2 separate regions of the Homo sapiens genome follow, and region 1 is linked to region 2. A link is a loop called in an ENCODE intact Hi-C map of the cell type or tissue named here. Cell type or tissue: dorsolateral prefrontal cortex. All regions are shown on one strand. Links, peaks and the distances in the headings refer to the core of each region. The heading gives the core; the rest is flanking DNA.

The links. A loop is a pair of places that touch in the nucleus more often than their neighbours do. Peaks named below come from ENCODE experiments on the same cell type or tissue, not always from the same donor. Only the 100,000 strongest peaks of a DNase experiment are listed, where the experiment ranks them.
Region 1: a loop joins it to region 2, with 3 times the contacts of the local background. A loop is called at or near these places in 9 of 110 quality-filtered maps.

What each region holds. Positions count from the first base shown.
Region 1 is chr12:12,397,288-12,400,196 of GRCh38, forward strand. All of the region lies in intron 2 of BORCS5 (BLOC-1 related complex subunit 5), which reads left to right. Among named protein-coding and RNA genes, the nearest start is that of BORCS5, 42 kb to the left of the region's middle. In dorsolateral prefrontal cortex, for the core only: a CTCF peak has its summit at 1,418; no DNase peak of the experiment used is centred there; H3K27ac peaks cover 2,500 bases.
Region 2 is chr12:12,475,719-12,478,627 of GRCh38, forward strand. DUSP16 (dual specificity phosphatase 16) reads right to left here. Exons shown (of 7, transcript NM_030640.3): 7 at 1-2,297. The coding sequence ends at 1,115. Among named protein-coding and RNA genes, the nearest start is that of DUSP16, 86 kb to the right of the region's middle. In dorsolateral prefrontal cortex, for the core only: no CTCF peak of the experiment used is centred there; a DNase peak (open chromatin) is centred at 1,323; H3K4me3 peaks cover 1,195 bases; H3K27ac peaks cover 2,500 bases.

The DNA.
Region 1 (2,909 bases), core at 240-2,739, 78 kb before region 2:
AACCCCAAAATGCCGACATCCTAGAGAATGACCAGGAACATGCTCAAGTTGTTACACAGTTTTTTGTACGTGCTGAGGTTCCTCAGTGCCATCCTGGTCAGCCAGTACTGGAATGTGACAGAACTGGCATTTGTGCCCAGGAACAGCCTACGCTGGGAATTCGCTTCTGCATTCTGATAATTAAGTCTGCTGTGCTGCTAATATTGTTCCCTGAAGGAAGGAGAGCTAGGGAATAATATCATTCCCACTTGTACCTTTTAATTAACAGAGGAGTGGAATGGAAAGAGTTTTAAAGAAGACTTTGATGAGAGAAGATCGGTACCTGACATAGTCTGGTAATTCCATCATTGTCGAACACATTTTAAGAATACCACCGCCAGTTTTTTCAGTGAGCTAACTGAAAATAATTCTAAACTTTGGCTTATTTTATGTGTAGAATAAAATTATTGATTTTCCAAGAGCATTCATTAAGAAGTGCCTTGCTAAGAAGTGTTAAGCGTGAAGTAGTGTAATATGTCTGTCCTACTATTTTAGGGGTCACTCCTTCTTCATCTTCCTCTTCTCTTTCCTCTAAGTAACCAAAGCTCTTCACCTAGAATGGAATTTGGGGCTTACATTTTCCTTACTATCATATAGCTGTTTCTTGTTACCGAAAGCAGAGAGAGCTTTTTCAGGGAGGTTAAAATTATCGTTATCTTGTTATAGTGTTATTTTTTCCTTCTTAGTAAGTTAGGAGCAATGCTTTGTCTTCCTGAAGCTGTCTGAAAAGATGCTTGTATACATGTGTATAGCGCTTTGGGTCATAGAAATTAGGTGTTATGTCATCTGTTTCAGAAGATGCACTAATGCATCAAAAACAAGTGACAGGGAAAACAATGCAGTGAGTAATCTTGTTGCCTCAAAACTGAGCAAACGTTTTGGGAGAGCAAGTTCTTGCGGGACATCACTAAATAAGAATGAGTTGATGTCACACTTGGCAAGAAGCAACTCTTTAAAATTTTTTTTTTCCATACAAATAGTACAACATGACTGGGAGGAGGGATTGTGGGCAAAGGGTAAAGAATTATGGAGGGAAAATGAGCAGGAGAAGGAATGTGAGAATGAGCTGCTTGCTACAAAAATAATTAATATGTAATCAAAGCCATGTTTGTTTTGTCAGGAAAAATCTGAGTCAGAACATGAGCTGATGAAGGGGAGAGATGTTTACCATGTCCTCCCCCACACCCTCAGAGGGCCGTTGTGTGCAGATCCCTGCGGAGGGTTGTGTAACCATCTTGACTCATTTTCAGGGAAGAATGGCCCCTGTAGCTCTTTTGGCTCAATATAATGCTGCATCAAGGATGAGTGAAGAAGTCTCTGGAATACAGTGCTATCAAACTCAAAATATGGTCATTTTAATGAGAATTTCCAAACACTAGGAGGCAATACTGTGCAGACCTTGTGCCACCACCTGCCTCCCCCTTCCCAGATATCTGTGCGATATTGGGAATTCAGGCAGCCCAATCGATAGCTGATTTTACCTTTTCCTACAAGGCAGAAAATGTCAAGATTAGCCAACTATTTATTGAAATTAGTTGGAGTTATCTGGCTACATGAGTGTCTGTGGTCCAGTGTATCATAATAAGAGTGGGAGAGACGGTTGGGGTGCTACTGGCATCTTGGGTGGGCCAGCCTTTATTGTGTGTCACTGCCGTGTATTGGCAATTTTTGTCCCTGCCCACTGAATTGCCAGTGGTGCCCCAGTCTCTGCGATGGCCAGGAGAGGCCTTCCTTCTTCCAGATTACCTCTGTGTGTTTCAGGGGGGCTAAAACAGTATGTGTTTTACAGTATTACTAAGCAGCACAGTTTTCTTTGTTGTTCCTTAGCATAAAGATCTTGGAAAGTTTTAAGAAGTTGTGTGTTTATACTGTAGCATAGGTTTCATTCAACCTATCACTCCTATTCACTCCTCAGAGTGAATTTCAGGGAAAAACAACAGTATTGGGGGAAAAAGTTTGGAAAAATTGGATGGAGGGAAGGAAAAAAAAAGGTGAATTGCAAAAGGGTTTCTTACGTAGCCCACTATTGTTCCCCAAATCAACACTCACTCTCCAGCTCTTTGGGTGGTTGCTCTGCATTTTCAAGAGGCAGCCTGGGGTGGAGGTCAGGGTTGCAGGTAAGGTAGAGGGGAAATAAGAGAGGACAGGGAAGAGGCAGGCATGAATAAAAGATTTGGATTGGAATATAAAGATGGAATACAATGGAGATAATGAAAGACCATAACAAAGAAACAGGAGATTTTACATGGCATTGTTAAGCTTACAATGTTGGCATTTTGGGGACAATTCTGAGTACCACAGATCTAGAACTTCTAAAAGAAAAACCCTCTGAGATAATTACAGCAGTTAAAGACCTTCACATACATGTTGAATTAATAGTATTTAATGTCCCTTTGTAGGTTTCAATCTTTTAAGCCTGTCCTGCCAAAGACTGTGTCCTTCTAGGTGCTTAGCCAGTAATTTAGGTGTACTGTCACCAGTTGTTTCCGTCATGACTTCTAAGTCTCAGCAGCCATTTTCCCTTAGGTTTTATTAACTGAGTCAGTAACTCAAAGTGTCATTGTTTTCCACTCATCTGGACTTTCTGAAAATAACACAGTGCTTTATTGGAAAAGCTAAGCATAGACATTAGCCAAATGTTTGCTAAAAATTAACCAAATTAAATGTTATTAAATAAGATGTGCAAATAGAGGAAAATTTTGAGAAGTATGAACAAATCCCACTAATCTTTGTTGTCAGTCACTACTTAGAACCTTGGCTTCGCACCAAGGCTGAATTAAGTTGAAGAATGTTTTCCGTAATGCTTCCCCTACCTTTTAAGTTGGTTTGAAAACATTCAGTTGCATGTGTACCACTGGATTTTTAGCTTT
Region 2 (2,909 bases), core at 130-2,629:
TCTTAATCTTCCCATAATTTACCTCCCTAGGAAGTTTCCTATAAAATTCTGCCATATTATTACATTTTACCAACTGTATCCATGCAGTGAAGCAGAAAGGGCAAAAACATCTGCTTTGGCTGAGAATTTGAAGGTGCTGCTGCTCTGCTACCAACCCAAATAAATTCACATTTGGCTTGAAACCAAGTTCATCTTTATTTAAAGGATTGACAATCCCATTTTAAACAATTCTTTGATTTACAAAGAGGGAGGTAGACTCGTTAGCCTCCCAACCTTAGCTTAAATCGTGATGTTGCCAGGTTCCTGGTGGTTCAGCTGAATCCTAGACAGTTTCCCTTCTCTTCATAAAGCTGAGAAGAAAAAAAAATTATCTCCATCTAGGCCCACGGGAATTTTGTGCATAGACAGTTTGAATTGGTCTGAAAAGTGTGACTAGCTACCTACCTATTCACAATGCCTAGAAAATGGGCTACCAGATATGGTAGTGGTCAAAGCCCCGACTTTCCTGTCTGAGGTACTGGGTTTGCTCTAAGGTAGACCTTGGCAAGGCCCCTAATGGTCCGTCCAGCAGAGTGATGCTCGTGTCCCTCGGCTGTCAGGTGAGCGTGGGTTTGTGAATCAGCTTTGGATAGGATCATTTCTCTTGGATTTACCACTAGGCTCTGTCCCTAACAGGGTCTACCTACCTGACCCCCAAGCTGGCTCAGTCTCAGCGCTAAGGTGTACTATGGAAGGGTCCGGACAAAGACTAATATTTGAGATCTCTTAGTAGCACAACGTGAAAATGGTAGGGGATTTTGTCCTCCAACACCAAAGACACTTGCTTTTTTAAGAACAAGAGGATGTGTAATTCACTGAATAAAATGGTTTTCCTCCGTCTAGGGGGGATTCTAGCATCTGCCCTTCCATTTTTGTTGAGAGAAGTATTAGCTGATCTCTCAAATGCAGATGTTAAGAGAGTAACAACTGGGTTGATCCACCTGTTGCTTTTACACCATAGCTCCATTTTCCAAAAATATATATGTATGTACATATATATATTTCAGATTTACAGGGAATTTTTTTGTGAACAAGAAAAAAAAATTGTCTATAGAAGTCACAAGTGTCTTTCTTCTCAGGAGACCTCAATGATTTCCATGCTGCCCGAAAAGCTAGACTGACTGCCCACTTTCCCCAGCTCTTCCCGTGACCTGTTCTCTGACATGATGCTCTCTCCAAATTCCATTTGGCAGCTTCTGCGTTTAAACTGCTTTTCAAAGGGGCTCTCTTCATGCCAGCTCCGCCGCGAGTCAGCTCTGTCACTTGGCTTCTGCCGCCTGCGCACAGAATAGACTTGGTCTCCGCAAGTGGGCAGCTGGCTGCAGCTGTAGGCAGAGTAACTGGCACTGCCTCCGTAGATGGCTGAGGCAGAGTAGAAGTGTGAGGACTCTGTGGCAAAATACCAGCTGCTGGTCAGGGAAGGGGTAGAGGTCTGGGGGGCCAAGATATCCGAGTGCCAGCCCTTAAGGCCCAGGCCAGCAGACTTCGTGAGGTGCTGCTGGCTGGTGGAAAGGCCGAAAAGGAAGCTGGTGTGGTAATTGTCCTCCACGCTCCCACTTCGATGCAGTGGAGATAAAAGGGACCTCTGGGCGGTGCCACTGCTGCTGGTTCTGACCGAATGCAATCGCTTGCTCTGGCTGTCTGAAGGCCTGGCGGTCTGCAGCTTCTTGGGGATGCTGGCTTCCTCCTTATCAGGACTGGTTTCGGGAGTCTGCTCCGATAGTTCCTGAACAGGGGAGAACTGGCATAGCTTGTTGGTCCCATCCAGAGTAGTGGAAGGTTTGTAGTATTCCAAAGCATCTTCTGATGAGGAGAAGCCATGTAAGGATGCTGCCATGCTGGCTGAATATGAAACTGATTTGATATCCAGAGAGAAGGAACGCTTGAGCTTATTGCTGTCTTCCAGCCTGTCTGCGGACAGGTGCAGCCCACTGAGCGCCTGTACCAGCGGGCTGTCCTCTAACAGCGACGGCTGCACGCTGGGCACGCTGGGCACGCTGGCGGGATGCACGGGCCTTTGTCCTGCTGCCTCTGAGGTAGCAGAGTCGGCACAGGGTGGACTGAGGGGCGTCTCGCTTTTCTGTCCACCCTCTGAGACAGCAGGGACAGGTTCATTTGGCTTCTCCAGGTGCAGCAGCTTGAGTTTGCTCTTTGGCCCTGATGCTCCAGTCTGGTTCTTAATCTTCTTCTCATAGTCCAGGAGTTGGCCCAGAAAATTGAAGTTTGGAGATATAGTAGGTCTTTTTTCTTTCACAAATCTGCAGAGAGAGGAAAAAACAAAAACCCGAATTTTACAACTACACTTTATCTTAAGAATATTAAGTGAATAAATGAGATAGGGAATTATCAGGCAGACCTCAAAAACTTTGGAAGATGATTGGTTTACAAGTTCGGGGAGATGCTTCAAGGTGGAGAATACAAAGGCCCTAGGCACTGGGGAAGCTTTGCACACATCCTGGAGTATGCCAGAAGAGGCAGCTGGGCCCCAAAGGCTCTAGTTTTTGTCTCCTTATTTTCAAAGGCCCAGGGCTCCCAATGCAGCTGATAAGAGATGGTATGGGGTTTTGTTGGTGGTGGTCTTTTTTTTTTTTAAGAGACAGAGACTTGTTCTGTCGCCCAGGCTGGAATACAGTGGCATGATCATAGCTCACTGCAGCCTCGAATTCCTGGGCACGTGCAGTCCTCCCACCTCAGCCTCCTGAGTAGCTGGGATTACAGGACTACACGCTTGGCTAATTTTAATTTTTAAAGTTTCTTTTGTAGAGAAAGGGTCTCACTGTGTTGCCCAGGCTGGTCTTGAACTTCTGGGCTCAAGTGATTCTCCCACCTTGGCCTCCCAAAGTGCTGGGACTACAGGTGTGAGCCACCAT